4 separate regions of the Mus musculus genome follow, and regions 1, 2 and 3 are each linked to region 4. The links are chromatin loops, found by intact Hi-C in ENCODE. Cell type or tissue: left cerebral cortex. All regions are shown on one strand.

Region 1 (8,000 bases), 100 kb after region 4:
GCTGTATTGCATTGTTTGTACCTCTGCATCCTGTAAGCAAGCACTCATAGCCTGGCTCTTTTCCTCTGCTAATTGGATTGGGGGCCCCTATGCATCTTGTCAGTCCCAGAGTCTGGGAGCATTGGAGGGTTAGACTATTAAGGAGTTACCTGCGGACAAGATCAAGGGTCAGGGTGTAGGTTAGGGTGAGGAGTTAGCTGCAGAAAGGGTTTCTCTTTTATCCTCAGACAAGGGGGACCCTATCTGATGGATCTGATGGAAGAAGGCCTTTTGGGAGTTTTGCCAGTCTGCTGGCACAGCTGCCCAGGAGCTTCCAGAGGATAAGGGGCTGTCAGCACAAATAGGGTGGTCAGGAGGAGGTGTGGGAACCCGGCATCGGTCTCGAAGATTCCACCCTGATTAGATAAGGAGTATAGAGTTGGAAAAATGCCGGCAGGGAAGGATGCTTTGAAGATCCTGGCTGATTCTGCCTGGGATGGCCCTGGCTACTGGGTGGCCGCACCTTCTGCCTGCTCCCTGGGAGAGCGGAGAGTGATTATCTTTCCTTAGTATGTCCATGGGAAACTTATCACCTAGGTTCCCAAGATGCAGAAGCAATATTTGCGTGGAGAATCAGTCCCACAGTTCTGGTCTCTGGGAGGCCAAAACCTTGACTGGGACTTAGTCACAACTTGAGAGACCCTGAGCTTGGAGGAAATGTGGAAACTAGCTGCTTACAAAAGGGCTTTCGTATCTCATGGTTGGAAAAATCTTCCCCCTGTAGCATTAATTCCTTGTGAAGGCCATGGGCATTGAGCCCAGTGACAGAAAACACACGCAGTGGGATGGAAGAAACCTCATTTCCACTTCCCATGAGAGACCTCAGGAGGGCATCAAGCTGCTTGTGAGGAAGAAGGAAGGCCCTCCCCCCACAGCTGAGAGTATGTTTATCTTCCATTAGGCTCCATGCCCGCCTCTCAGTCTCCCAGCCTCAGCTCCACGCATAGATGGGGAGGTTCCATCTTTCTCCTTAAAAACCAGGGAGCACTCACGTTATTTGTTAATGTCTTGGTCCTAAAAGTAAAGTTAATCTAGCTACAGAGGTCTCATGTCTGGCTTAAGGTCTCGGTCCATGCAGAAGACAGTTAAGGAGCCCGGCACAGTTCAATGTGTTCTCTACCATCCAATCTTGGTCACACAGGACTGCATGGACAGATGTGGCCATGTCCCAAGACATTCATTTCTGGGCACGGGGACAGGTCCCTCAGTGAGTCTGCTGAATTTGGAGCTGTAGCATGATGGCTCCTGGTGGCTGGTATCTGTCACAGCTGCCGTGGACTCGCAGAATGCCTGCCCGCTCCTATTGCTGTTAACAGTGGAGAACTCTGATGGAGCACTCTCTTGGAGCTCAAGAAATGTTTGGGACTGGCAAAAACACAAATGCTTTCTCTCAGCCACTTCGTTTGCCTTTCATCTGCTTTGCCCTTTACTGTGTCCACGTGGAAAGAGGGAAGCCATGTGTTGTTGCTCCAAGGGCCTTTGCGGAGTTTGCTGCAGTGGAAATGTTCTGGAAGACTGTCGGCAGTCCCAAAGCTTGGGGTCCTCTGCCTTTGAGGAAAGATACATTTCCCATGAGGATGCTATACCACACCTCACCTGGTAGACTTACCACCAGGATCTGGAATAGCAGCGAAGGCTCTCCCATTTTTTCCCTAGGGAGAAGGCACATACACAAGTCTTTGGGGGGTACTTTATGTCAGTGAGAAAGGACCCATTAAGATTTTCTGACTCTAGCCAGACGGTGGTGGCACACACCTTTAATCCCAGAACTTGGGAGGCAGGCGGATTTCTGAGTTCGAGGCCAGCCTGGTCTACAAAGTGAGTTCCAAAACAGCCAGGGCTATACAGAGAAACCCTGTCTCGAAAAAACAAAAACAAAAACAAAAAAAAGATCATCAGGTCCTAGCACTATGAAAGAGGAGGAGAGGCCAACCAGAGTTAAGAGTCGTGAAGTTTCCCTTCCAGCTCGTTTCTGTCTCTTTAAGGAGAGATGAAGTCATAGCCTGTTCATGTACCACTGCATCCCAGTCATCTTGCTTTTGTCGTTGAATGGTCTTTGTGGGTGCCATCTCCCGTCATGACTCACTGTTAGTTTGGTTTCGTTTTCAGACAGGATTTCTCTGTGTAGCCTTGGGTGTCCTGAAACCCACCCTGCAGGCGAGCGTGGCCTCGAACTCAGAGATTCGCCTGCTTCTGTGTCCGGAGTGCTCACTCTTCTCTTTGAAGATTACACTCTTTCTTGCCCATTCTTGGCCATCTACACAGTTCCCAGGGTTTTTATGTTAAATAATATGTACAAAGCACCCTTGGGGCAGGAACTGTGTGTGTTGGACATTCCTTTTTCTTTGATTTCTAGAGGTTGCTTATGGTATTCAAGGATAGAGTATACAAGGGCTGCTACCCAAGTCCATCTGCAAAGCATCACAGGCTGTAAGCAGGGGATTGGGACTGGGTATCCATATGTGCAGGAGACTCTGGCTGTGGGCCTAAGACTCACAACGTTTAGTTCTTATCCTTGAGGAATGAGAACCCAAGGCTCTGAGACCACAGCAAGCATCAGAACCCCAAAGGAAGAGACATTGTATCCACAAGGCACTATCCACAGATTTCAGCATGGGGGTAGTAGTCTGTACCTATTCACCCTCCATTTCCCAGCGCATTCACCAGAGTCTTTTCGTCTGCTGAGCTAACAAAGCTCACCCTTTCACTGCTCATTTGGGCTGTATGTGCTGAAGTGGATTGGCTTTCTTTCATAGTTTTCACAATTAAAAAAAAAATCGAAAAGCCTCATTCACATGGCCAGTAGAGTACAACGGAAGAGATGTCCGTTAGATGGTTTGTTTGGGGGCTTCTGAGGTAGGGTATAGCATAGAGTGTAGCCAGAGCCCATAGTCCACAGGTGTAATGCAGATGCTGCCTGTATTGGTCACTCAACCTTGTATGGATTATCTGTTTGCACGAGCATCTGTCCTTGGCAAGCATGGACCTGTTGTCAGAGCACTGTGTGATACGGGTACATGGCATCTAGTGGTACAAACCGTCATTACTTCATCCCTCCGCCAGAGCCTCCATCCTCACTTGGGTTCTAGGAGTTACAAAGGCCGGTGCCGTCCTGAGACGGGGACAGCCAAACTTTCAGAACTGGCAAGAAAATTCAGGCATTCTGTATGCTTAAGGCTGTCACTAAGGGCTACAACTAGGTGTGTGCATATATGTGGGTATCTGTTGTGTTTCTTTCTGCAGTTTGCAACAGTCACATTTGTTTGGCTAGCTTGTCCAATTGGAGAATTGAGAGGGCTCCTCTAGCGGGTACTCCCTCGGTGGCCGCAGCGCCCCCTAGCGGCGGCTCCCTCCAGACAGGGCCACTGATCTGCTGTTCTTGTTCTCTCCAGGAATAGGCAAGAATGTCATCTGTGACCGTACCGCCACGCCGCTGGACGCCTTCCGCATGATGTCAGCGGCCCACTACTACCCGAAGCTCATGAGCATCATGGGCAACGTGCTGCGCTTCCTCCCAGCCTTCGTACGCATGAAGCAGCTGATTGAGGAGGGCTACGTGGGCGAGCTGCTGGTGTGCGAGGTGCAGGTGCACAGCGGTAGTCTGCTGGGCAAGAAATACAACTGGAGCTGCGACGACCTGATGGGTGGTGGCGGCCTGCACTCCGTGGGCACCTACATCATTGACCTGCTCACCTTCCTCACGGGCCAGAAGGCTGTCAAGGTCCACGGGCTGCTCAAGACCTTTGTCAAGCAGACGGACCACATCAAGGGCATCCGTCAGATCACCAGTGATGACTTCTGCACCTTCCAGATGGTGCTGGAGGGTGGAGTGTGCTGCACCGTTACCCTGAACTTCAATGTGCCTGGAGAGTTCAAGCAGGACGTGACCGTGGTGGGTTCCGCTGGGCGGCTCCTGGCGGTGGGCACCGACCTCTATGGACAGCGCAATAGCGCCCCAGAGCAGGAGCTGCTGCTTCAGGACACTACATCCGTGAGCAACTCCCTGCTGCCTGAGAAGGCATTCAGCGACATCCCCTCGCCCTACCTGCGGGGCACCATGAAGATGATGCAGGCAGTGCGCCAGGCCTTCCAGGATCAAGATGACCGGCGCACGTGGGACGGCCGGCCTCTTACCATGGCTGCCACCTTCGACGACTGCCTGTACGCTCTTTGCGTGGTAGACACCATCAAGAGGTCCAGCCAGACTGGAGAGTGGCAGAACATCGCCATCATGACCGAGGAGCCAGAGCTGAGCCCTGCCTACCTGATCAGTGAGGCCATGCGCAGAAGCAGGATGTCCCTTTACTGTTAGCACTGGGACCTGGTGGACTTGACCTGTTTGCTGCGTGGGGCCAGTTAGGAGGAAATGCACTGTGGAGTGGGTGGCCGTGGGTGGCCGTGGGTGGGGATTATGGAAGGGGCAGCATGAATGCACAGCATGTAGGGTGGTCCCCGTCCTAAGTAGAGGGCCCAAGTCACAGGTGATGGTGGTGGGCCGATGTCATATTCAGAAAGGCGTGCCATCTTAATTGGGTATCTGATGAGAGGAAGTATGTTTAACTAGCACCTTTGCAGTCCATTACTGTGAGAAGCAAGGAGGGGCTGCCCCTTGCCCTACCTCATCCATCCACAGACCTTGGCCTTCTTTGCAAGCCAAGGCTGTGTATCAAATGAGGAGCTCAGCCAGAGCTAGGCTCTCTGTCAGCGCCCCCCACTGGCAGGAGAGGGCATTTCATCAAATGCCTACATAGGGTTTTTGGTTTGGTTTTTGGTGGAGGGAGGTGAGGGTGGGGGTGGGAAGGGCGAGCCTTTGAGAAAGTTGTAATTCCGGGAAGCCACTGTGTGTTTTGCTTTAGGAACCTGCAGGAAAAGTGCACCACTCCCTTGGTTGCTGTCTTCTAGGAAGCATTAGATACCTACCTGGCTCGTTGCTGTTAGTGCAGTATAGAGTAACGGGCAGCCATGGAGGCGGCAAGCTGTGCCTCTGAGCTGACCAAGATGGCAAACAAGCTACAATGAGCTACTTCAGAGTCCTCCTTCAGCAGGGGTGGCTGTGGATCAACAGTTCTGCCAAGAGGCTCTCTAGGCAGCGCTGAGAACCGCTACATGTGGCATGGGCTTAAAACTGCAGCTGCCTGCCTGGGTGGGGCGCCTGCAACCCTGGGTGTAGCAATATGAGCGCCCCAAAAGAAGGAAACATGAGGCCAGCCCCAGAGTCGCTGTAAGCTCCAACTGCCAAGCTGAAGAAAGACATTTAGGACGGCCAGCTTTGTAGACTTAAACAAGAAGCCTGTGGCTTCACCCCATAGAGTCCCTTTCCCTTTAAGAAGACTCAAGGCTCTTTTCCTTGCCTTTGGCCTTGGCTCTCAGGATTCTGACAGCTGGAAACTTCTGAATAGGTATTAAAACAAAAAGCCAACAGGGCACATAGCCCTCAGTGTTTCTAAAACAGGGATACAGAGCCTGGAGAGGTCTGTACATAGGTAGAGAAGGTTCAAGTTGGAAAAAACAAACAAAGCTATCTTTTTCTTCCCCTCCTGTTTGCCTAGTCCCCCCCCCCAATTTAAAACTAGAGATGACCAAGTACTAACTGACAGACAGACAGACAGACAGAGACAACGCCTATTGTCACATAGGTAGACACGCCTTTGTAAATGTTTGCTCTCCTCAAGTATCACTAAAACATTCGAGTCTGGTCTTGAGAGAAAGAGCAAGTCACATACATTTTGAAAATGGGAGTGTTGCCTTTTCCTTGGCTGGCTTTGCCAACCCTCACCAGGCAGTTTTGAAGCTGGCTATGTAGACTCTAAGTAGTCGGCCTGAGTCCAGTCAGCGTTCCTCCCTGGGGCCCTGGTAATTCAGAGACAGTCATATTGGAGGCCACACACACCAGCAGAATCATGGTCCTTCGCTAGTGTAAAGAGGCAGGTGTTGTCCTTTAAGGAAGCCCCCCTCGCCCCCCCCCCACCATCATACAACGTGGTAAAGTCAGTCAACTGAAACCTTCCGAGGCTTTGATTTGCTGCCACCCCTCATGAATAGTGTTCCAGGTTTGCAGTTATTGGATCAGAACAGCACTCTTCACATAGCCACATCATAGACGTTTTTAGGGATCCCTGCTCTCCTAAATTGCTCCCCGAGTCAGTAATTCCCCCATCCCAGCTACCCCAAAAAAGCTGTGATTAGGGATGAAATTGGGGGGCATGGTGGGTGGCTCTATGAAATTCATTTTTCTAAGTCATTTACCTAAGTAGATATGCGTGGGCATTCCATTTCTGGGTTCTCTACTCTCTCCAGGATATTTGAGAGCTTTCCTTTTAGAGGCCTTGGAGCTCTGTGATGCACATGCAGGGTTTATACAAAAACTCCCATTTGAGGCTGGGGGCTATGGAAAGAATATGTATTCTTTGGAAGAAGCATGAGAGAACAGTAAGGATACTGAGGTTCTATCGAGTGGGACAGATGGAGAGGCAGTTCTCTGAAAGCAAAAATGGCGGCACACAGGGCTAGGGGCTTCTTTCATGCTCCTTCAGCTCCTGCCTTTCCATGTGCACATTCTTGATTGGCTGGAGCAGTGTGAGGCTGAAGCCCCAAGCTCTTGACAACATTCTGCAGAACAACTTGGATCTAAGTAAGTCCTGGCAATAACCCAGCCTACAGAGGCTGTTAGGAGCCTTTCCAGTCAGTTTCCCCTCACCTTGCTCGCTCCCATCCTTTTATAAGTACTGCTGATGGTCTCTACTAAAAGCCAGGGTTCCCAGAGATTTTAAAGCAGGTATATATATATATAATATGTGTGTGTGTGTGTGTATAGATACATACACACACACATGTATGGGAATGCCCTGGGTTTATCTGCCAAGTTAAGAGTCTAGGACTCCTCTGTGGTCACTGTCAGTTCCTCTAAGACTTATTCTCAGTGGTAAAGTTGCATCTTAGTTTTCCTGGCAGCACATCTCTGGGTCAGGTCTCGTCAGCACTCAAGGTACAGTGCCACCCGGCTCACCCACCGAACACAGTCTTGTAGATACATCTTATCATCATCTACAAAGATAGCATTGGGTACTGTCTCATTCCCTCTATGTATACATGAAGATGTGACATGCCCAAAGCCACACAATGAGTGAGCAAATCGCTGTCTGTACTTGTTGTTCTGGCCGGGAAAGCATTCCTCATGGAGCCCTGTAGGGGGCGTGCTCCCACCTCAAGGAGCAACAGTATAAGAGGCGTGGCCTGGGGTCCACAACAGCCACAGTTGAGCAGGATGCCAGCAGGTTGGCAGTTACAGCTGCAGAAAATGTAGTTTTTCACCCCCTTCCCAGATGGAAATGTCACTTAGCTGCTTTTAAGCAGACTTTCCCATGTTGATGTTTAAGTGACTCAGCAGCCCTCGGCGCTGGAGACTGTCTAAGCATCATTGGCTGTCTTGGACTTGGTTGTGGGGCATAGGAAGAAGACACCCAAGGGAGGAACACAATGGCCATGGCCACCCACTTCTTTAGATTCAGGGTTGGGGAGCCCATTTTTCCTGATTTGCAGTTTGTAACTGACGTCTTGTACCTTCAGGGCTACCACACAGGGAAGGGAGGCTCATCCAGGCCATTAAGCTGCCTAGCTGATGAGCTCAGACCTGCACTGCACCGGACAGTATTCGCTGAGCTGTCACAGGAAGACCCGTATTTTACAGATGTGTTATGTGTTAGGGATAGAACCCCTAGCTCTGTGCATGGCAGGCAAGCTCTCTACCGCTCAGCCATACCTCCAACCTCAATTAAATCTTGAAAGTATTCAGAAAACCTTGTGACAACAACAAAAGGGCAATCTCTAATTATGCATCTCTGGAGGCTAGGGGACAGAGAGCCAGGTATTCACCCTGAGAAGAACGCAAGGCCCACTCTACTCATAGGCTATTGTCCTATTGCTGGATGTGAACTTTCACTCTGACTAGCCTGTGACTCTGG
Region 2 (8,000 bases), 73 kb after region 4:
ACTTCTCAGGAACATAATGAATGCCACTGAGACCACTCACCCCTGAACAGTGCCGAGCAAACATGGCCATGTTGATCATCCTTGTATACCTACATAGTCCTCAAAAGCGGACAGAACTCTCAATGGCTTCTCAGATCCGGGTCTGATGATATGTTTGTTCAAAGGAGCCATACACACACACACACACACACACACACACACACACGCTGTAAACAGCGTGCGTCTTGAGATTACCATATGGCCTCTGTAGTTGAAGCTTCACCCAAGTCTCTCATAGGTAATGAGAGCTTCACTGGTGCCAGCTATAGAGAGGCTTAGCCCAAACCCGTTGGTAAGAAGGATGTATTGAGCTGCCCTTCTTCCACACTGGTACCTGGCTCCTCTTGTAGACTCAGATAATACTCTCGTAAGGCCAGAGGTCCTGGAAGAGTGAATCTTTCTGATGGTCATGTGACTACATCGGAGTGAAAATGACCACCACATGTCCACTGGTCAGCACAGAAAGGAGGCAGGCTCAGCCACCACTGGTGGATCCTATCAGGGTTAGAGTTGGCTCCTTGACCCGGGACCTCCTCCTGTTTGTCATTGCTCTGGGAAGCAGTAACAAGATGTGGGCTACATATACCAGGCTGTTCATGGTGTCATGGATTCTTCTAGAAAGAACTTCAGGCTTCGCCATGCAGTTGGGTCAGGGTTCCTTGTGATGCTGAAAGACATCCCACTATGTCCTTGACTCTCTGCTTTGCTGACACAGCCAGTGGACATGGGAACATTGTAGGGAAGAATAAGTCAGGGAAGGCAGGGAAGGCTTACGTTCTCAGGGCCAAGGTTAGGAATGGGTCTCTGCCCTGAATTCCTTCTCCTTCCTCTTTAGCTTCTCTTCTCCCATCCAAATTGACTAAGTCTACCCTGGTCCATCCCCGGAGTCTCATGAGCCATTCTCTACTTCTTTCCTGCCAGGCTATGGGAGTGCTTGGTGCTGTTTCTTTGTGATTGTTGTTGTAAGGATTTCCCAACTATTAGAGAGACAGGCTTCCCTGAAAAAGTCAGATAAGCCATTCAAGCGCAGAGGGTGAGCCCCACATCATTAGAGCAGAGCATTGCACCATTATGATCCAGATTCTGACATGGCTTGCGACATTTATCTGAAGTTCAGGCATCTTGCTAGAGATGCCAAGGAAAATATTTTCAAATCACTGGGGCCTGGGGCTTCGTTTCTCCCTTTACCAGCCTGTCTGATGACCTCAGCTGGCTGTGACCTTTACCCCGCCACTTTCAGAATTTTGCCAGTTCACAAAAAAGCTTTAGACTTTTAAGTCTTGGGGAGGATTTGGAGGGTGGGGGTGGGGGTTGGGGGGACATGACATGTTGTTCAGCCTTTTGACAAGTGTGTCGGGACACATTCAGAGCTATCCTGGGATCCACTGGTTGGAATGTCTACCTCTGCACGGTTTCAGAAATCCTGCAGATTCTTCTGCTGGCTTCTTACTTCCCCAGGTTCCAATGACAGACTTTATTAAAGAGAAAAAAATATTATCTTCCCTTTAAAACTGCTTCTGCCTGTAAATCTTTCCATCTTCCTAGGGGTCATGGAGGTAGAAGCACTGGAATTCCAGTTTAAAAAAACCTAATGCTGAGACCTTGATTAGGTGATGGGATCTGGGGACTATGAACTTTCTCCTTCAAATTTGCTTGCATTGCTTAATTAAAAGAGAGGGTAGAAAAAAAAAAAACAAATGTGTCATTTCTTTAAAAACAAACAAGGTTCCAAGATAAATGAATTTAGAAGCAAACAGTGGCCTGAGGTTCCCTTTACCAGGGAAGAGTCCTGAGAGCAGTCAGCCACAAAGTCTCTGAGGATGGAGGCCTGAGGGCTTCGCTGGGCCTGTGAGTATTAGATCTTTTGTTTGCTTCTGGTTGGATTTTTATCTCGACCCACTAGCCTACTTTCCTTTGGGGACTGAGTGGCTCTCCCCGCTCCTTTCCAGAGCAATTCTCCCTGTCAGGCCACCTGGGCAGGTCGTTACAGGCTAACACAAATATTTAGAGGCTAACCGCTTCGACAGAAAAAAAAACAAACAAAAGACACTTTCTGTTAGAAATTAACTTCGGTTTTTGAGAGCAAATGTATTCCCTTATCTACCCTTGACACTTATAGGGGTGAACCAGGGGAGCCTTTGGCCTCCCCACCCAAGCTAAAGCACAGGTTATGTTGTGAAGCAAATTTAATTAGTTCAAACAAAACAATTAGAACTGGGTCCCGCCCTCAGCTGGAAGGGACATTGACCTCTGCCCGCCACAGCCTGGCCCAAGGTTGCATGCAGTTGTGCCCTGATCAGGAAGCTATTTCTGGAGCTGGGGAGAGAACCTGTCATTTCATTCCGTGCTTTCCACGTGGGGGACAAATGCCACTTGACAGGGCTGCAGGCCACTCTCTTCTGCCGTGTTTAGTGGGGAAGGGACCAGTTCTCACATACCTTTGGCAGCTTCAGAGATTTTTTTCTGGGAGCCAAGCCAAGCATTCCTATCCTTTGGGAACTGGCCCAAGAGTAGAAACTCTATGAACTTCTACTCCTGGGTTGAGCAATCTCCAAAAGTCAGTTGTGTGAGCTTGGGGAGAGAGAGGAACAGGAAGATCTAGAGCCAACCCCGGCCTATTCCATCACCAGCTACCTTAAACAAAGGGCTTGTGTTTGCAATTCTCTGCCAATGAAACCCAGTGGCTCAGACAAAGGCATCCAACAGAGTCCTGTTGTAATAATAGCTCATCCTCTTCATCCACTTGATCTCGGTTCCCTTCTGTGTTTGCTAGAACTTCAGAGATGGTCAGGAGGTAGCATTCATATGAAGAACTCAGTCTTGGCTCTGAAGGTTTGGATGCTAAGATAAGCTCTGGTTGTCTTGGTCATTTTAACTGGGTACCTCAAAGGCAGCCCAAAGAGACATCAAAAAAGGGCTTTGGTTTTAACATGAACCTTTATTCTAAATGCCGGAGTGGGTCCAGTCAAGGAGTACTGCTCTCATGGGAGCCCTGAAGTAGGAGGGAGTAGAGAGAGTTGAGGGAATGAAGGAGGCCATGAGGTTGATACAGTCTCAGCAGCTAAGGCGTTAGGATGGGTAAGACTCTTCATTAGGAATGGAGGACAAGAGCTAGATGCTAGCTGTAGGGGGGAAGCCAAAGGGTGTCATCTATTTCAAGAGGGTCATTTTTTTCTCTTCAGGAGACAGAATCCAAGGATACAATTCCAGTGCCCATGATCCAGACCCATCTCTTGCATGTTGTAGTCCCTCAGTAAGAGTGTGACAGGCAGCTCCATAGTGCCTGTGATCAGGATTCTGTCTTGTTTCCCCGCCTCCCTAGTGTGTGGCCTGCCTTCTGTGGCTCAGTACCTTACCCTTGGTGGAATTTATAACAGGAAAAGGGGAGATGCAGTGTTGCCCCATAGGACATTTCCATGTTACCCTTGTCACGTGAACTTAGACCCATGCTCATTCTTATTTATTGCAAGGGCAAGTGGGAAATGTAGTTCATATTTTTTGGCAGCTGAAAATGAGCAGATTTGTTATTGGAGAAGGGAGTGGGTTATGGGGGTGGGGATAGCCAGGGTGGTAGGGAGAGGGGTGTCTCATCATTGATCCCCACGTTCTGTAGTGAGACCTAAAACGGGGCAGCCAACTGCAACAGATCTGTCATCGAGGTCTTTTCTGTCACCAACATCAATACATTTTCTTCAACCTCAGTTTCAGCTATTTCTGGTATTTCCCCCTTTTCAGGGCAGCTGAACTTGGAAGAGGGCAGTCAGTAAACATTGTTATGCCTTTGTATTCAACATCAAATAAGGATAGAAAAAAATATTCCTAGGAGTGAGAATTTAAAACAAAGATCCTCTCCCATCTCCCTCTGCCCTCTCCTCTTCCCTTGCCGCCCGCATAGGTTAGGACTGGAGCTCTATAGTCCTTGGAGGCACGAGGGTACTCTTCTAGAGCCCTGTTCTGTGCATGTAGAAGCCTTAAGGGCTTTGGAGAAGACAGGGGCCAGGGGAGAAGAGCAGATGCCATGAGCCCTTACATAAGGAGGTAAATCAGCGCATGGGTGGTTCATTTTCCATTAGCTAGAGAGGCATTTTATTTCCACTAGAAATGGAGGCAGACAGGAAAGCAATTAGTGTTAGTGGGTTTATAGTGCGGTCCCTGGAGCCAGCAAAATCCAAGCACCAGATGTCTGTGCGAGAACATTCGGGGGTTCTTTCCACCCCTGCCCATCCCCACCTCCTGCCAAAAAGACCCAAAATATCACAGTTGGGAGAACAGAGTATGCCGGGAATAGCAGAGCAGGAGGCCTGTTCTGTGGAGATAGAGAACGCTGCCCCAGAAGCTGAGGATAGAGGACTGGAGGATGGGAAGCAGGCTGCCCAGCCCTCCCAAACTCCTGGCCCCAGGACCCTTCAGTACTCTGAAGACTGGGGCTTAAAGTGCAGCTAGCCTGGGAATGGTGGGCTTGAAGCTCTATTATCTACCTTCTTTTGTCTTTGCCCTTGTCCCCTGCACTCTGGTTATTCAGAGACTAGGAATGAGAGAAGGAGGAACCCCTGCATGGACAAAAGCCCCAACACCTCTCTTCCTTCCCCACCTTCTAGGATAGCAAGATAACGGTAATCTTGGTTGCCACAGAGATGACATGTGAACAGCTTCTGGTGTGCTGTTCTTCTTCCTGTATCACCTTATCTCCCCCTTCAAGGTCACGTAGCACAAGCCTGTGCCTCATCTGGGCTGTCCTGTCTGGGAGCCACTTGCTACTGAGCCCTAGAGTGGTCCACCCTCTCAAGTGCAGTAAGTGTAAGCGAGGGATGGTTTGAATAACACATGTGGAACTCAAATGTTTCTATGGCTACATGCTCATAAAAATTGGGGATATACTGGCTTAAAGATGGCGTATTATCAAATGAAATCTGTTTGGCGACCCTTTGGGGCTCAGGAAATTAAAGGTCTTGTTTGGTCACTGCAAGAAAGCGAAGCAAGATTGAGGCCGACATATTTTAGATGCCAGTGCTCTGATCACAAGAATTTTAAAAGCCTTCTTCTACACTGCCTTACTGGGTCCTTACAGATGCCCCTGTGAAAGATGGGAGGCTTGGGCAAGTCCCTCTGTCTTGCTGGCTGTCTGGCTGTGATTTCTCTCCATTCCAAGAAGGGGGTGAACTTACATGTTTACCGAGCTGATGACTTTGTGACTGCCTGGGTAGAAGGCAGGGCTAACTTGCTGGGGTGGCACACACCTGTAACCCCAGCATTTGGAAAACTGAGTCAGGACGGCACCTTTGAGGTCAGTCTGGGCTTCATAGCCTGGGGTCCCCATCCTCCAGCCCCAAAAGAAAATGTTGTACCCGGAAGACATTCCCCACCCGGGGACCCCCTTGGCTGGTTTATAGAGTATCTTACAAAGCCCTCTCCGGTGCATTAAATGGTAGTCAGTGTTTCTAACTCTGTGGGAATTTATTCCAAATTTCATTTAGAATTAGATTTTGGCTCCCAACTATTTTGTTTCACCTCCTGAAATTTAATTTTTTTTAATGAAAATATGGGGCCTAGAGAGATGGGCCTGAGTCCCAGTAGGTAGCCAAATGGATTTCTTTTGATAATACTCTGTCTTTAAACAAGTATATCTCCAATTTTTTATGAACCGTAATTATATAAACATTTGAGATCTATGTGTGTGTCATTCAAACCATCCCTTGAAGAGCTGGTGTATATTTTACACTTATTGCACGCATGAAGGCGGACCACTCAGCTGCCTACTCTTCCAGAAGAGCAGGGGTCAGTTCTGAGCATCCACATGGCCACTCACAACTATTCATAACTCCACTTCCAGAGTAGCCAATGCCCTGTTCTGGCTTCTGTGGGCACTGCACACATGGTCCACCGACATACATACAAGCTAAACACTCCTAAAATAAAAGTAGATCTTTAAAAAGTGTGAAAAATTCAAACATTTTGCTATGTTTTCTCTGTAGCTTTTTGATTTCTCCCTCTGTCCCCTCAAATGAGTTTCAGTTTCCAGCCATCACCATGATTCTAGAATTATGGATATTTTATCATCCTCCCCAAATAAAACCCTATACCAAGTATCAATTACTTTCTCAGATCCCCTCTACTGAAAGCCTAGGAAAACCCTAATTTCTTTCTGTTTCTATGGGTTTGCTGACTCTGAAGAATTGAATTCACATAAGTGAAATCATACCACATGTGGGTTTGCGAGTATGTTGGGCTTCGTCCACGTCATAACATTTCCAAAATGTATCTGCGCTGTAGCGAACATCAGAACTTCATTGCTTTCTGTGGCCGACTGCATTCCAGTGTGTAGATAAACTCTGTTTTGTTTATACATTCCCTGGCTGATAGGCATGGGGGTTGTTTCAAAGCTGGTTCTGAGGAATACTGTGGCTGTGAACACTTGTGCAAAAAAATGTGTGTTAGAGAACAACTTTAGGTTCTTTTGGATAGATACCCTGGGATGCCATTAGTGGGTTATAGAGTCTCAGGATGGGTAACTTCTGGAGAGACGCCAGATTGTTTTCAAAAGCAAGCACACCACTATCCGGTCCTGCCATGCCAACACTTGCTGCTTTCTGGTTTGGGGATTTGTTTTGGGTTTTGGTGGTGGTTGTTTTGGTCCTCATAGTCAATGTAAGTTGATATCTCATTGTCTTTAGATTTCCATTCCCCGAATGACTAGTTGGGGAACCTCTTTTTGCAAATGTATTGGTTATTTTCAGGCATTTCTTGGAGATGTCTACTTGGGCCCTTTGCTCAATTAATTGTTGAACTGTAAATGGATTTACATATTATGGACACTTGTTTCTGTTTCAGATATATGATTTGCAAATATTTTCTCCCATTGCTTTATGTTTTCTTGGCGATGTCCTTCAAAGTACAAACTGTCTGCGTTGAAGAAGTCCAGTTTCCCTTCTCTTTCTTCTCCTTCCTTCCTTCCTTCCTTCCTTCCTTCCTTCCTTCCTTCCTTCCTTCCTTTCTTCCTTCCAATATTTGTTCCTTTGTATTTACTGTCATATCTAAACAGGGCTTTCTTTCCCCCATGGTCTCAGTGTTTGCTACTGTGGTTTTCTCCAAGAGTATGAAGCATCAACTTTAGTATAGAGCTTGTTGATCAATTCCAAGTACTTTCTGCATATGACGTAAGGAAGGGCCCAGGGTCCTTCCTCTGCATATGGCTATTGAGTTTTACTGGCACTGTATATTGAGAATGCTATTTTTTTTTCTTCTGAGTTTTCTTGGCAGCCTTATTTAAAAAGTCAGAGATGAGTACTGTAGAGTTGGCTCAGTGGGTAAAGGCTCCTGCCAATGGGCCTGATGTCCTGAGTTGTCTCCCCAGACCAAACATGGTAGAAAGAGAGAACCAACTCCCACTGGCTCTCCCTCCCTGGCCTTTACACACACACATACACACACACACACACACACACACACACACACACACACACACACACACAATGGCTTGTGCTTACCCACATTCATATACACACAAAACAAATAAAATGAAAAACAAAAGGAACACAAAAGCCAGGATTTGCGTATACATTCATAAACCCAGTTCTCCATAGTGGGTCTTCTCTTCATCTTTGTGCATGTGCTACACCAGCTGTGCACATGCATTTTTTGTAGTAAGCTATAAAACAACAAAACACAGGTTTTCTTCCTTTATTCTCTGTCAAGATTTCTTTTTTTTTTTTTTTTTTTTTTTTTTTTGCTATTCCATGCCTTTTTTAAAATCTTCATATGAATTTTAGAACCATTTTAATCAATTTCTGCATAAAGTCAATTAGCAGGGAGGCACTGCAGTGAATCTATGGACCAGCTTGGGGAATGCTACCATGTAACATTGCTTTCTGACCCATCGGCACAGGACACCATTCTAGTTATTTATTGTGCATTCCAATATGCACTAGTAATTTCTTTCGACAGAGTCTTTTGGTTTTCAGCAT
Region 3 (8,000 bases), 63 kb before region 4:
AAGCCTGAGATTACAAGCCTGTATGCCACCCCGAGGAGAGAAATATCTTTTAGGCATTTGGAGATGGGTGAAGTCCAGGGCTTTGATTGTCCCGGGCGGTCGGGACCTACGCTCCGGATCCTTATCTTGTGATTTATTGAACATGGAACTAAACATTGCACCAGTAGAGCTAAAAAAAACCCTGGAGTGAGGTCATAGGTCACTGTGAGCAAGGGACTGTACTGTTAAGAATACCTTGAACATGGTGGATGAGGGGGGAGAGGGAGTTCAAGGTCAGAGAGAGCCTGTCTCAACAAAACAAAACAAACAAAAAACCACCACAACAAAAACAAGATAAAAGAAAGAAAGATAAAAATAAAAAGACACCCTTAACTCCGATAGACATTTAGCCTGGTTGTTTTCATTTATCCACTGGACTGCGGCTTGGACTTGTAGGGCTCCTCAACTGGGGCCGCACACCTGCAAGTAGCATTTGAGAGTCTGAGGGACGCTCTCACCCCAGACCAGAGTCAAGACACATGGCCGAGCCCACAAGCCAACTAGGTAATCTTTTGTGTTTTGTTTGCTTTCTTTGTTTGTTTTTTTCAAAACAGAGTTTTTCTCTGTGGAGCCCTGGCTACCCTGGAACTTGTTCTGCAGACCTCTGAGCAATCTACCTGCCTCTGCCTCCCAAGCTCTGGGAATTAAAGGTGTGTGCCACCGCGCACCATCACTGAGGGGAGGGAGCTTGTGGAGAAAGGATAGAAATGGCCAGCCAGGCAGCCTAGACAAACTCTCAAGTCCAAGGTTCAGTGAGAAACCCTGCCTCCAAAAGTGAAGGACCAGTGAGATGGTGCCTGTCGCCAAGCCCGGTGACCTGGTGATGATCTCCAGCACCCACAGAGAAGTGACTCTTCTGTCCCCTGACCTTCACAGTGTGCTGTGGTGTGAACACAAGAGAAGTGACTCCTCTGTCCCCTGACCTTCACAGTGTGCTGTGGTGTGAACACAGAGAAGTGACTCCTCTGTCCCCTGACCTTCACAGTGTGCTGTGGTGTGAACACAAGAGAAGTGACTCCTCTGTCCCCTGACCTTCACAGTGTGCTGTGGTGTGAACACAAGAGAAGTGACTCCTCTGTCCCCTGACCTTCACAGTGTGCTGTGGTGTGAACACAAGAGAAGTGACTCCTCTGTCCCCTGACCTTCACAGTGTGCTGTGGTGTGAACACAAGAGAAGTGACTCCTCTGTCTCCTGACCTTCACAGTGTGCTGTGGTGTGAACACAAGAGAATTGAATCCTCTGTCCCCTGACCTTCACTCACCCACACATACATGTTTTTTAAAAAATTTAAACGAGTTAGCAATACAAGAAGATAACCAAAAATGGCCTCTGGCCTTCATATATACATTTGTACACACACACACAAATATATATATTCACATACACATCAATTTTTGTACAGAATTCATGGTTGTATTCCTATGACATGCCAAAATAAATAAAGACTAGGGAAGGAGAGGAGGTACAGACGTAGGAAAGCAGGAGCAATGAATGTGTCCTGTGTCCTGATCATGGTGACAGTTACATGGCATGTCTATCAGAACTTACAGAACTCTAAACTCAAAGGGTTCATTTGACTATATCTGAGGTCTATTTACAAATAACAAGTAAAAACTTTTAGCTTTAAAGGATGAAGTTCAGGGGAAGAATGTCCCAGCCACCAACTATGACTATACAGTGGCTTTAAAATGGTTAGGGCTAGCTGGGCAGTGGTGGCACATGCCTTTGATCCCAATATTTAGGAGCCAGAGGCAGCTGGATCTCTGAAGTCCAGGCCAGCCTTGTCTACAGAGCAAGTACCAAGACAACCGAGGTTATACAAAGAAATCCTGTCTCGAACACCTCCCTCCCCACCCCCAAAAATGTTAGTTCTGTGGGACGGTTATGTTCATTGTCATCCTGACTCCATTTAGATCACCATGGAAACACACCTCTGAGATCATCTTTGAGGGGGCCTCTGAGGAGGGAAGACGGCTCGGTCACATGGGCTGGGGTCCTGGACTGAATCAAAAGGAGAAAGCGGGCTGGAGAGATGGCTTAGTGGTTAAGAGCACTGACTGTCCTTCCAGAGGTCCTGAGTTCAAATCCCAGCAACCACATGGTGGCTCACAACCATCTGTAATGGGGTCCGAGACCCTTTTCTGGTGTGTCTGAACAGTATAGCGACTGTATACTCATATACATAAAATAAATATATCTTTAAAAATGAAAAAGGAGAAAAGTTGGCTGGGTACCAGCATTCATCCGCTCTGCTTCCCGACTGCAGATGTGGTGTGACCAGCTGTCTCCGGATCCTGTTGTCATGCCTTCCCAGTGATGATGCTCTGGCCCTCAAACTGTGAGCCAGAACAAACCCCTCCTTCTGAAAGTTGTTTTGGAAAGGTATGTAGTCACAGGGATAAAAATGGAACTAAGGGCAAACTGTGTGTTCTCTGCACTTTGACTATTTATTTATTTATTTATTTATTTATTTATTTATTTAATTGAGACAGGGTCTCTCCATGTAGCCCTTCCTGTCCGTCATGGAACTCAACCAGGCTGACTAGACCTTGAACTCACCAAGATCTGCCTGCCTCTGCCTCCCCTACTGCTGCGGTTAAAAGCGCTTGCCACCACTGTCAGGATGTAACCAGTTTTTAGAAGTCAGAATGAGAGTTTTATATCACCGGATAGAGATCAGCAGAACACATTGCTGGAGGGGAAAGGTTAATTAGTGAGAGATAGGGATGACAAGAATTTGGTACTTATTAGGATGCATAAAATTATGAATCCACAAGAAATTAGTAAAAGAATTAGGTGTGGGTAGGAAATAGTATATAGGGAGATATGAAGGGAAGCCAGGGTTTCAATATCTATGTGAGTGAATATCTTATGTGGACTGTCAGTGTCTTCCAGGCAGCACAAATCATGGAGAAACTAAAGGGTGTTAGTTGTGAGATGTTTTTATTTAGGTTTATTTGTTTTATGTGTGGGAATGTTTTGCTTTGGTCATCTGATTCTTGAAAAGCAGCAGGCTTTTGGGTTCGTGACTTAGACAGGATTACTGAGTGGTCTGGATTTTTGTCCTCATTCACTGTGGTCACATGGAACCTTACCTGGTGATGGTGTTTTATGGCATGGCTTATATTTAACAGAGCACCAAGGCCTATCAGTGGCAAGAAAGCCACCTACTTTTAGAACTGAGCAGGGTACCTGAGTGGGTATTTCTCAAAGGAAGACACTGGGACCATGGAATGAAGCCACAATGAACTATCAGCACAAATCTGCTGGAATTGGCTAGTTATCAAAAAGACAAAAGCTAACATTAACAAGGATGTGGATGAAAAGGAACTGAGATACTGCGAATGTCAGTTAGCATAGCGGTTTTGGTAATCAATATGGAGATCACTCAACAACTTCAAACCAGAATTAGCACGTACTCTAGCAAGCCCCTCCGAGCTTGTTATGAAGGGATTGAAGGTCAATGTGGGCAGGAGAGAGGTATCTACACTTCGATGTTAATTTTGGTGTTACCCACATGGAAACAATCTAGGTGGCAATCAACAGAGGACTAAGGCAAGTGTAGCCTGTGCACACACAATACAATATTAGAACAAGTTCTCGGGCTGGGGAGATGGCTCAGCGGTTAAGGGCACCGACTGCTCTTCCAAAGGTCCTGGATTCAAATCTCAGCAACCACATGGTGGCTCACAACCATTCGTGAGGAGAACTCCCTCTTCTGGCGTGTCTGAAGACAGCTACAGTGTACTTACATATAATAAATAAATCTTTAAAAAAAAATGACCCTGCTAACCTAAGTGAAATAAGCTAAGCAGAGCAGGGCAGGTGGACCGATTTCACACGAGGAGCATAGAAAGGAACAGAATGGTGGTCACCAGAGGCTGGGTGTGGGGAACAAGATGGGGGCATGGAGATGTCTGTCAAGGGCAAGTTTGACTGGTCTTTTGTAGGGCACAGCAACCAAAGTTGATAATGAAGTGATGCACATTTCAAAACTTTAAAACGAGTGAACTCGTAAGGTTCTTACTAAAAAATTTCGAGATGACAGACACATTAATCAGCTTAGCTATCTCTTCTTATATATAATCCATGCATTTATCAAAAGTCCCCACTGCAGCCCAGCAATATACACTACCAACTGAAATGCAGGAGTAGGCACAGGGCAGAGTGCATGGCAACTGTCCTGCAGAAACGTTCACAGGCCTTCCATAAAGACTTTTTGGACACCAAAAGCTCCCAAATGAGATCAGCACCCCAAGAGTCCCAGGCCTTGACACCAACCCTCTCCGCTCATACCTGCTCAGGGCTACCTGCCTTCTAACCTAAAGGGTACAGCCTGGAACCCAGCTGATCACCTTTCCCAACACGTGCGTGCCCACCCTCCAGCCCCCACCCTCGGAGGGTTTTCGGCCCACCTCTGCAGCTGTCGCTCCTGAGCTCCCATCTTCCCAGAGTTGAAAAGTGCGCTACCCCCAACCCTGCCCCCCTCTCAAAAACTTTGGGGCACCATCCTCCCGGCTCGTGGCTGCGCTTTGACCTTTCCCCCTTTCTCTGCTGCCACGATCACCACATCCTGCCGGCTCCACCTTCAGGTTGTGTCGTGATCCTACCCTTTCTGCACTCCCACCGCCACCACTACAACCCGTCCCTGTCACCTTAGCCAAAGTGCCCTTCCTTCCGGTCACTGCCTTCCCGGGCCCAGCTGCTCCCCTAGGTTTCACTCCTACGCCTGGCCCATCCAGCCAACCACAGCGTCGCCGCCGACCCCACCGGCACCCCATCGCGCATGCGCGGGATGGGGCGCGCGGAGCCGAAACAAAGCCCAGACCCCCACCAGTGCCAGACACGCACCTGCAAAAAGCGGTGGGGACCGTGGAGCAGGAGAGGCCTGGGGCGGGGCGCTCCACGTCCTGGTGCCAAGCCCTGGCTGCAGCGGCCCCTGCCGGAGACCCGGAGCGCGACATACTATTGGTGGGACCACGAGTCAGTGGAAGGAGAGGCGACTTGCATGTGTCTTTGTGACCTTCCAAGGCTCATTCCACTGCCCAAATAGGTCAAGAACTACCTACCGCCTGCTCTGTGGCCTCCTTGAGCACACTGGGGGATGCAATTTCAGCACAGAGCTTAGCAAAATCAGAGTCGATTCCCCTGAAAATCTGTGGCCTGGCGAGTCGGTTCCGGGCTAGCCCAAACTGCTCCAACACAACCTAGAGGTTATGATCACTACTGCTGGTGCAAGATCGACTAGCTTTAGGGACAGACTTCTCTGGTCAGGCTCATCAGCATGGCTTTTCTAATACTTCAATTGGTGATGGAGCCAGGGAACCAGAAAGGGAAATAATCCGAGAATTTGGGAGCAAACAGTTCACATTTATCTTTCCCAGGTTAAAACTCAAATGTCGCTGGGCGTGGTGGCGCACGCCTTTAAACCCAGCACTAGACTAGGGAGGCAGAGGCAGGCGGATTTCTGAGTTTGAGGCCAGCCTGGTCTACAAAGTGAGTTGAGTTCCAGGACAGCCAGGGCTACACAGAGAAACCAAAAAACAAAACAAACAAACAAACAAAAAATCTCTCCTCGCCTCTCCTCTCCCCTCCCCCTCCCCCTCCCCCTCTTCTCTTCTTTTGGTGTTGGAGATGTTGAACCCTGCACCTTTCTCGTGTTATGCAAGCACGCTACCACTGAGCTACATCTCCAGCTCTTCAGTTGCTTTTCATGCTTGTGACAATAACTGCCACACACGTTAATTCTTTACTATCAATACGTGGAGGACAGGGAGAGACATTCAGCTTCTTATTGCATATGTAGCCCTCCATCACCCACGGGGTCTGCCATTTCTTTCTTTCTTTTTTTTTTTAATTAGGTATTTTCCTCATTTACATTTCCAATGCTATCCCAAAAGTCCCCCATACCCCCCCCACTCCCCTACCCACCCACTCCCCCTTTTTGGCCCTGGCGTTCCCCTGTACTGGGGCATATAAAGTTCGCAAGTCCAATGGGCCTCTCTTTCCAGTGATGGCCGACTAGGCCATCTTTTGATACATATGCACCTAGAGACAAGAGCTCCGGGGTACTGGTTAGTTCATATTGTTGTTTGAGACGCTGTATTTCATCAAAGTCCAGGAGACTTCCCCCACATCCCAGCTCTGATGCTCCGGCCACTCTAACCTTTCTTCTAGGCTTGGAAAGGCCACCTTTTCCCAACCTCACCTCACACAAGAGATGGTCTGAAGTGGAAATTTCAGGTAGTGTCATGTGATGCAGACTCACATGGTGTCTTGCTGAGGCAAGATCCATGGAAGGACACCAAGAGCTTTGAAGAGAGTATAAATAGGACTCAACAGAATGGGGTGAGATGCTTGCTTAGCTAGCTTTGCAATGCTTCATTGGTCTCCAGCCTTTGCTGATCTTTGCTTCATTGATGGAGTTACGGCAAAGAACGTTTCCCGGTGTCCCAGCTGATCCAATTTGGTGTAGGCCTGGTGGTTTCTGCTGGATCCTGCTGCCACTGTTGATTTGTGTTTGGTATCCTGACACTACAGAACTATATTGCTGGTGTCCTGACAATAGTGATTGGAATCACCCCCAAAGAACCACTTCTAAACAGGTCCACATCTCCTTGTCTTGTTTGCTATTTTTCTCTCCCCAACCTTTGAACTGTGGGCTAGAAGGAGGGTCAAAGCATTTGAGAACCCTGATTAAAAGTAGGTTTTGAAAAAATCTAAGCTACAATGTTTCCTCGGTATTTTGGAATCAGTGGCCAAAAAAGTGTCCGAGGACAAGAAATGGCAGTGGCTGTGGTAAGTTTCCAGGCTCAGACTTAACTCAGGTCAGACTTCAGACTTGGTCATCCATACCATGATAGGTGCACATGGTAAAAGATGCCACCAGAAGAGGCATCTGGGGATCTGGGAGGGTAATAGAGAAGAGTCTCACAAGCAGGAAAGATTACAGACCCCTGAAAAGCAATCCTTTCTAAGGAAAGACAAAAGAAGGCATGTTGAGCAGCTGAGAGAGAATCCATGGTGGTTCTGAGGTTTGGGGGATCACAGTTCCAGGCACTGTATACTTATTGTTTTTGACTCTGCCCCTTGACAATACAGGAAGATGGAAATGGCTGGGGGGCTACAGAGATGGCTCAGCAGTTAAGAGCACTGACTACTCTTCTGAAGGTCCTGAGTTCAAATCCCAGCAACCACATAATGGCTCACAACCATCTGTAATAGAATCTGATGCCCTTTTTTGGTGTATCTGAAGACAGCTACAGTGTACTTATATATAATAATAAATAGATCTTTGGGCAGAAGCAAGCAGGGCTGAGTGGGGCCTGGAGCAAACAGAGGTCCTGAGTTCAATTCCCAGCAATCACATGATGGCTCACAACCATCTGTACAGCTACAGTGTACTCATATACATAAAATAATTAAATCTTTTTTAAAAAGAAAAAGAAAAAAGAAAGTGGGAATGGCTGATATAAAACTAAAGTGTTTGGCTCATTGAACTCTGCAGTGCTTGGATTCTGAGACACTATTCCAGGGCCTCCAGAGTCTTTAAAAGAACTGGATTCATAGCCAGGCAGTGGTGGCACACACCTTTAATCCCAGCAGAGACAAAAGCAGGAAGATCTCTGAGTTTGAGGCCAGCCTGATTTACAGAGGTCCAGGACAGCCAGAGGCTACACACTACACAGAGAAACCCTATTTTGAAAAAACAAATGGAAAAATATTAAATTAAATTTAGAGAGAGAGAGAGAGAGAGAGAGAGAGAGAGAGATATTTGTAACTCATTATCCATCACTTGGAAGCGCTCAGGGAACACTGCCAAGCCAACTGCTGACAGAGGAGTGCCTCTCGGGTTGAGCACGATCCTTTGCCCTCTGTCTTGGAGAAATAAAATAGAAAAGAAGCCGAGGATGCCGTACTAATACGGTGTGGATGTTTGGTTGACAGAAACACAACCATT
Region 4 (8,000 bases):
GGCTCCCCTTCCACCTTAAGTATATTCTCCATCAGTCTAGAAAACTCTCGCTTCTAACTCCAGTATGCCACCTGAAACCCAAGTCTGGTTCTCTTTTCAGTCTGTATGTGTTTGTAAGCTTTCCTCTTCAACTTCAAAGGCCTCATGTACACCCACATGAGCCCTGGCAGCCCCTGCCTGGTTGTCTCAATTTATGTCCCAAACCAACAGGTCTCCTAAGGTTAGCATCTGAGGGAGAGGCAGTCCGACATTTCCAATGCCCAAATCACTGTTGTGTATATGCCTGGCTAAGTCCTAAAAATGTTAAGCATCCCCAATCATAGCCTTCTCTTGCTAATAACACAATGACACATAATGGGTAAACATAAAGAAAAGAGGTTTGTCTTGGCTCAGGGTTTGGTCCAAGGGTAAGGGCCATGTCTGGGGATGCTGCTCTGCTAGCAATGTTCTAGAGTGGTACGAGGCATCACTGGAACGGGACAGACTCTTCTGGCATTCGCTCCTTCTACGAAGCCTCCAGAATTCAATCATGGTGCTCTGCTCTGATGACTTATCCAACCCTAGTAAGCTTCCAAAGGCCACAGGTATCAGACATTCAGAAGTGAAGGAGACCTGAGGCATCCTTCCAGTCTCAGTGAGTCTGCAGTCCATTAGGCAAGTGGGTGATAAACAGTCGACATAGGGGGGAAAGCAGTGATAAAGGATGACTTTTGTGACAAGGAGGGCACTTTAGAGGAGGTGGCCAGAAAGGTCTGACCTAAGGGGAGGAGGACATCTGAGCACAAGCTAGAGAAAAGTGAGCAGCAGGCCTCTGTCTGTCTGTCTGTCTGTCTGTCTGTCTGTCTGCCTGTGTATGTGTGCGTGCATGTGCATGTGTGTGAGGCAGAGCAGCTAATATAAAAGCCTTGAGATGAGAGCAAACTCAGCTTGCACAGTGCAGAGCTAAGAGACCAACGCGCTGGAATACAGAGCCTGTAGCCGGAAGTGGTTAAATACTAAGGTATGCAAGATCAGAGTGAGGTCAAGTTAGGTTACGTAGGGTTGTTCAGGTTCCCTAAGGACTTTGGAATATATGTGTCACTCAAATCCATTGTCGTTGTAGGACATGAGATGACTCACCTTTCAAAAGATCGCTTTGCTCTCTCTGGCTACTGAGCAGAGAGTACAGAGTGAAAGCAGGCAGACCAGCAAGGACAGTGTCTAGCTACTGATATCCCGGACTTAAATGCTCCAGCAGGGGCATTCAAAGGGCAGCCTCTCTTTGAAAGACATGCATAAAAGTCCATCTTCCCTCCTTTGTGGATAACAGGGAATGGTATTGTTACAGGGGACTGAGAAGGTGTATATATGTACATACCTGTGGTATAGGCTTGGGAGGTGGAGACAGGAGGATCAGAATGTAATCAAGATCGTCCTCCTCTGGATAGTGTGTTGGATTCTAGCCTGAGCTACATGAGACCTCATCTGAAAACAAAACAAAAACCCAAATAAACCAAACCAAACCAAAAAACAAACAAACAAACAAACAACAAACAGTGGCTGGAAAGATGGCTCAGCAGGTAAGAGTGCTCACTGTCCTTTCAGAGAGCTTGAGTTCTGTCTCTGATGCTCATATAGAATGGTTCACAACCACCTGCAGCTCCTGCTCCAGCTTCAGCAGATCCAGTCAATGCCCTCTTCTGACCTCCAAGAGTATATGCATTCATGTGGTATATACCCACACCCATACATAGAAACAATAGTAAAGGAAAAACCCAAATCGACAAACAAACAAACCCAAACAACATAAAAGAGCATAACGGAATTCATTCAGGATATATACATGGCCTAACATTTATTTTCAAATAGAATGTATGTAATAAAAATAAATATCAAAATAGAGGGCATATATATCACATAGAACCTTTCTAGGGAGCATCCTTCTCAGGACGTCACGACTGTCAAATCACATGGTCCTCTCTAGTGTTAGCTATTGTCCCCCTTTACAGACGGACACAGAGAAGACATTTGTCCCGGGTCCCACAGGGTGTAAATGGCAGAGCCAAGAGTCAGCTCTGGCTTCTGACTCTGCAAGCCAGGAGTCACCCACCTTGCACCTGTCCAGGGGCGGCACACCGTGGCTCTCGCTCTGCTCCAAAGCAGCACCCTGGCAGCCATGGCTGCACGCCTCCTTTTCCTTAGGCACTTCTCAGCTAACCATCAGCAGGCATATCTTGTCTGCTCTTTGTCTGACCCTGTTCAGGTTGTTGCCAATCCCGGAGCACTTTGTCCTTTTTAATAATGTCGTCCTGAGGTCAACTTTGCCTCCTCCCATTGCCACATCAGCCTTTGTGTGTGTGTGTGTGTGTGTGTGTGTGTGTGTACAGCTCTCTCCAAGAGCCCCGTCTCTGTGCCAGTTGTTACAGTTGCTTTAAACACTCGGATGTATCATGTTTTCCACGCTTATGTTGAAGCAGGACACGTGTCTCTTCCTCTGAGTGCTAAAGGCCAGGGATGAACATAATAGACAGTAGTAACCTCACCTTTCCAGAAACACTGAGCTAGAAGAGCAGGTCCACTTGCCCTTTGGCATTGACTCCTCCCTCCCAGTACGAAGAGGGCACAATGTGACAGGTGGTGAATATCCATCCATTTGTGTACTTAGACAAGTGCCTACTATCTCCTTAGGCCCCGTGATAAGTGACGAGGATATCTTGAGCCATCAGACGCTCACTCAGTCACCACCGCAGTTAGGGCTTTCCACGCATCTCGGACTGATGGTCCCCAGCATTCTGACTGCAGATGTATTAAAGGCCAGGAGAAGCGCTGTGCCAGGGAACTGAAGCTGACAGAGGGCAGTGGCCAGGAGTGGCAGGCAGCCAGAAGTAAACAAGGAAGACCAGACTCTAGACACACGTGCCACAGCCACTGCGGAGTCTGGGTGAGGTCGCCCATGCCACATGGGCACAAGCATGGAGTAGGTGACCAGTGGAGCCTCCTCAGGAGTGGAGTTGGTTTGGGATTGGAGCTGGCACACTTGCGAGTCAGAACTCTAGGGGTTCAGCGCCGAGATGCTGGTGTCTGCCTTCCGATCCTGGCACTGTTGTTCATGTGTGTCACCTTGAGCAAGTCCCTTAACCTCCTCAGAGCTCACTTTCTCATCAATGAAACGAGTTTCCAATAACCTCAGGGTTAAGTGCCTGGACAGCTTCCTAGAGCAGTGGCGAGCACAGAAAAATATCCGGGAGAGGAGACTGTGAACCACGCTGCTCACACTTCGTGGGGTCCTCCGGCCTCCCCGGGGTCTTAGCATCCGCCAATCTTTTCCAAGGAACCCAGTCCTAGCCTATTAAGGGCGCGCCCTGCTTTGATAGATTTATTTGCTTGCTTGGGCGGAGCTTGGAGCACAACGAGGAGGAGGCGGCCGCGGAGGCGGAGAGCGCAGAGAAAGGGAAGCCACCCGGGGGCAGCAGGCGAGACAGGCGGGGCCGGGGAGGAGTCAAAGCGGGTTCCAGGGGCCGGGCGCTGAGCGCAACGAGTGCCTTGGGCGGCGGAGACAAGGGCGGGGGCGACGCTTGGCGGCCAATGGAGCACGGCGCTACCGCAAGGGCGGTGCAGGAACCCCGGCCGCTGACAGTCAAAGTCGCCAACTCCGCCCTCGTACCCGCGGGATCCCGGAGCCGGAGCCCGAGCCCGAGCGGGGCCGAGGCCGCCCAAGGCGCGCTGCGAGCGAGCGAATATGGCAGCAGAATGAGGAGCCTGGCGCCGGGTGGTGTCCGCCGCTGCGGTGCTGCTGCTCGGGATCGGCGCCTGGTACACTACGAGCCTCATCCTTAGTCGGCCTCCGGGTGGCCTCTGGGTTCCATTCGTTACCAAGGACTTGGGGAAAAAGAAGATCCGCAGCCCACAGAGGGTGGTGAAGCGGGAGCGCCATCCGGGAGAGAGATTCTGCCGGGATGAGCCGGCCATGGGGCGGCCTCCGCGGGGCGCACGGAGCCGGCCGGCGCTGCGGCGGGAGCGCTGCCTGAGCCCGGGCTCCACGGGGCTTCGGGGCCTCGTGCGTCCTGGCGGAGTCCCTGCCGCTGTCTCCGGGAAGGACACGAGCCCCGAGTGGCGGGCACTGCAGCAGTCACCGCGCTGAGGCTCCCGGAGCCTGCAGGGTCTGTGGTTCGGTGCGCTGTCACGCCACCGCACTCGGGCGCCTTGCCCGGGGCTCGGCGGCTAGCGCAGCGCAGCGAGGTCGGTCGAGGAGCCGGGGACTGCGGGACCGGCCGGAGAGGCGTGTGCGCCGGTGTTCGACTGGAGATCCCGGCAGCAGCAGAACCGGGCGGACCTGAGCAGCCATGCTTCCCGGGGTGGGCGTGTTCGGCACCAGCCTCACAGCCCGAGTCATCATCCCGCTGCTGAAAGATGAGGGCTTCGCGGTGAAGGCGCTGTGGGGCCGCACGCAGGAAGAAGCCGAGGAGCTGGCCAAGGAGATGAGCGTTCCTTTCTACACCAGCCGCATCGACGAGGTGCTCCTGCACCAGGATGTGGACTTGGTGTGCATCAACCTGCCGCCGCCGCTCACTAGGCAGATCGCTGTCAAAACCCTGGGTGAGCGACCCCTCCCCCAGCCCTCTCTTCTTTAGCTCGGCTCTTCGCTTCTCTCCAATTGGACATATCCCAGGAATCCCAAACCCAAGCTTGTTAGTCCCAGCTTTCCCCTTTCCAGTCGGTGGCCTCCCCCACCTCCACGCTTCGCTCCTGATACCAGCTGGAAGCGCATCCCCACGTGTGTGGTGCGGAGGCTAGAATAGGCTTGGATTCTAGGTATAGGAACCGAATGGGTCAGATACAGAAGACCGGTTGCTGTTCCAGGAGGGAAACTCGGTACCCAGCTGTATACGTTAGTTAGTGCTCTGGTGTGTGGGTGCGCGTGCGTCTGGAAAAGGAGAGCGCGTGGCCAGGAACCCTTGAATAAAGGGCCGCACACGTGGTGGCAGGGTTTTTCCTGGGTGTACCTGTTTGTGAGCAGCTGTGGCACCCAGTTTGGATCGTTTTGTTTCCCTCCACAGTAAGTGAGTTTACTGTGAGATTAGAGAACTGACAGCTGGCTGGAATTATCTCTTCTGCTCTGGAAGGAAGCAAGTGAGAGTGGGCGGGTCTATCAGAACACTCTCAGATGTGTCAGAGGTTAGTAAAGATTGTAATTTAACCTTTGGGCACAGTCTCCCAGGAGTGGGTGTCTACTCTAGTTGAGAATTATATACCTTGTATTCTTCCGAGATGAAAATTGTGGTTTCAAAGGCAAGGATGCTTTGTGTGTGTGGAGGGGGCCGGGGTGGGAGGGGGAAGCCAGACGCTGCAGTTTCCTTTGGAAACGTGCGATGGCACCTCCGTATTTTGCCTCGGGAATATTCCAGAGACACATTGTGTTTACAAGCAGGCTGGGGCTTCTTTCTGGGCTCAAACGAGTGTCTTGAGCAAGTCTGTTCATCAGCAGTTCCCTTCCATACCTAAACCAACCACGCTCGGCTATTCCCAGGCGTTTCATACTTACCCTTGGAAGCCAGGGTTACTGAAGTGGAGAAAAAGCTCCTAACAAACTAGGTTGGAGAAATTCTAACGTAGGGGCTACCGGTCTTTTCTTTACTGTATTTAATGTATTAAGCTTCTGGCTTTTGGAGCCTGGCTTCTTTAGTTTTGAACTGAATTCTATTGACTTTTAGCCAATGTTTCTTTTCTGTTTCACTGCTAGTTTATACTAGTTGTTTACACTGGATTTGTTTGTCAAGTAGGCGATTAAAAAGTTAGAGTATAAAACCTATTAGGGCAATTTCTATACCATGGGTTCCTCTTAAGCCCCATCTATGCTAAAGGCTTGGGTCTGGTCCGATTTGAAAGCTTGTTGGAGCATTCTTCTCCCCTCTCCGGTGGCATCTCTATAGGACAGGCCCTTGGAGCAACCCCACAACAGGGGGATACCAATTACAGAGCAAGAATGCTCTGATGGTCTCTGGTACTTACTATCATTGTTGTTTGGGGCGGGGTCTCGTGTATCCTAGGCTGTCCTTCAACTCCCTGCTTAGCTGAGGGCGGCCTTGAACTTCTGATCCTCCTGACTCTACTTCCTGAGTGCTGAGATTCCATCCCTAGTTTATTTGGTTCTGGGGATCAGACCCAGGGCTTCTTGCCTGTTAGGCAACTACTTCACTGATTGAGCCACACTTCCAGCCTTTATCTCATACTTTGGCCGCCGAAGCGTTTAGGGATGTGGACCATTGTTATACTTTTCTGGATACTTCTGTGATGGTGGTGGCGGCAGTGGTGATGATGTTGCCTGTGTGAGGACTTGGGGTGTTGCACCATGGTAGAATACCTGACTGGTAGGCACGGGCATCTGGTTTCAACTCTCAGCACTGGAGAAGAGAATCCATATAAGTTCTTGTTTTGTACTGACAGGGCTGAAGTTAGTTCCTCTTCAGAGCAAAAGCATGGGAGGCTCTGTTAGCTAGGTTTACCAAGTGTGAGAAGGGAACAGCCCTGGGCTTATCCTTTCACCGTGGGCTGTAGGCATTCTTCCTTTCCTTTTGAGTTTGTTTGCCCGAGATTCAAGGCAGTCCGTGATTATGGGAAATGCAGAGGCACTGGACTGAATTTCAAAATGGTTGCACAGGTGTTAAGACTTCACTGCAGACTTAGGAGGCTTCTTTCGATTGTACCTTCGAGGCTGCTCCTGACTGGCTTCTCAGTCACGGTTAAGAGGTTCTGCACACATAACACAGGAAGTGGAAAACCCCAAACAGTTATCAGGCTGGCCTTGGCTGCTGGAGGTTTGCACATATGAGCGTTTGCCTGGGACTGAAGAGAGCCATCCCTTTAATGAGTCCCGGTGAAGTGTCCTCCTTTCTCCACTGTCAGCAAGCCTGACCCATGGCTCAGTCCACGTTGTGACCTGATAAGGAGAAGGCACCAGATAAGTGAAATTGAGCCGGTGGCATTGTACACACCTTCCTTTGATTTCCAGAAACTCCCTTCAGAGTCCTACTGCTACCAGACTTTGGGACAGTCTATATGTATGCTTCAGCAAGCCAGGTTCAACCATAAGCCCATTTAAACAGACACATTAATAGCAGAAAAGGAGACTTATTCAACCTTGAGAAGAGGGACAAACGGGACCCAGTGACCCTCCCAGTCGGTTTTCAAGGTCTTCAAGTGAGACCTTGCAATAGAGGTTTAAATAGAGGCTCAGAATGACGGGTGGCTGAGCGGTTCCTATTCAGGTGCAGGCCGCCCCACATTGTTATGGCTCCACCCTCCTGCCAGGTGGGTTGACAAATTGCAAATCACTTACCTGGAATAAAACCTTTCCTCTGGCTGTCCCAAGCTTTAAGCTTTCTCTTCTCCCAGCATGAGATTCCTGGGGGGCTGGGGGGTGGGAGTGGGGCAGAAGAGGGGGGAGATTCCATTTTCTTGGGGTCCATTGTTTTAATAGTCTGAGAGACCAAGTAAAGGGTGTTTCTTTAGACTGTGTTCATTCTTTTCAGGGCAGTTACACTGCCTCTGTGGCATTTCTGCTGTAGAGATATTTCTGTCACGCACAGTTTGTTTGCCATTTAGGGCTGCCTATAACCGAGAACCTCTTGTGGGCCAGCCAGTGTGGTAGTTGGTTGTGTATAAAGCATTTTAACATGGTGGAGGCAAGTATCCAAGGTAGACATCTGGCTGATTTTCCAGATGAGGGTACCCAGATTTGGAGAGCCGAGTTCCAGCTACCCAGGACCATACAGCTAGAGTCCACCAGCAGCCCTCTCCAGCCCTTTCTTCTGCCACCTCCTAAGCTTTCCTTCCCTTCTGTCAGAGACAGCTCTCTCTCTCTCTCTCTCTCTCTCTCTCTCTCTCTCTCTCTCTCGTGTGTGTCCTGTGTTGCTTTCTATCCCACCCTTGGAATTGGTTCCCCCATATTAATGCCATCTCCTGAATCTTTCTGTCTTTGTTATCCTTTCTGGGACCTGGCTCACCTCAGTGGGTTCATCCTT

Evidence for each region. A loop is a pair of places that touch in the nucleus more often than their neighbours do. Peaks named below come from ENCODE experiments on the same cell type or tissue, not always from the same donor. Only the 100,000 strongest peaks of a DNase experiment are listed, where the experiment ranks them.
Region 1: it touches region 4 in a loop (6-fold over the local background); 17 of 42 quality-filtered maps call a loop at or near these places.
Region 2: it touches region 4 in a loop (5-fold over the local background); 13 of 42 quality-filtered maps call a loop at or near these places.
Region 3: a loop joins it to region 4, with 4 times the contacts of the local background. A loop is called at or near these places in 6 of 42 quality-filtered maps.

Annotation. Positions count from the first base shown.
Region 1 is chr13:43,196,676-43,204,675 of GRCm38, reverse strand. Gfod1 (glucose-fructose oxidoreductase domain containing 1) reads left to right here. Exons shown (of 2, transcript NM_001033399.4): 2 at 3,432-8,000. The coding sequence ends at 4,351. Among named protein-coding and RNA genes, the nearest start is that of Gm40929, 29 kb to the right of the region's middle. In left cerebral cortex, CTCF peaks have their summits at 1,306, 3,386 (motif pointing left), 4,719 (motif pointing left) and 7,242 (motif pointing right); DNase peaks (open chromatin) are centred at 3,454, 4,726 and 7,297; H3K27ac peaks cover 4,338 bases.
Region 2 is chr13:43,226,674-43,234,673 of GRCm38, reverse strand. The region is part of intron 1 of Gfod1 (glucose-fructose oxidoreductase domain containing 1); the gene reads left to right. Among named protein-coding and RNA genes, the nearest start is that of Gm40929, 59 kb to the right of the region's middle. In left cerebral cortex, no CTCF peak of the experiment used is centred here; DNase peaks (open chromatin) are centred at 3,362, 4,239, 5,876, 7,255 and 1 more place; H3K27ac peaks cover 6,574 bases.
Region 3 is chr13:43,362,436-43,370,435 of GRCm38, reverse strand. It overlaps Sirt5 (sirtuin 5), which reads right to left and starts at 4,901. Exons shown (of 9, transcript NM_178848.3): 1 at 4,892-4,901. In left cerebral cortex, CTCF peaks have their summits at 3,767 (motif pointing left) and 4,974; a DNase peak (open chromatin) is centred at 4,903; H3K4me3 peaks cover 1,259 bases; H3K27ac peaks cover 1,029 bases.
Region 4 is chr13:43,299,820-43,307,819 of GRCm38, reverse strand. Gfod1 (glucose-fructose oxidoreductase domain containing 1) reads left to right here and starts at 3,648. Exons shown (of 2, transcript NM_001033399.4): 1 at 3,648-4,575. The coding sequence starts at 4,323. It overlaps Gm52047 (a long non-coding RNA gene), which reads right to left and starts at 2,336. Exons shown (of 3, transcript XR_003950636.1): 1 at 2,090-2,336; 2 at 1,358-1,464. In left cerebral cortex, CTCF peaks have their summits at 3,334 and 3,533; DNase peaks (open chromatin) are centred at 4,611, 4,621, 4,874, 5,357 and 5 more places; H3K4me3 peaks cover 5,206 bases; H3K27ac peaks cover 4,832 bases.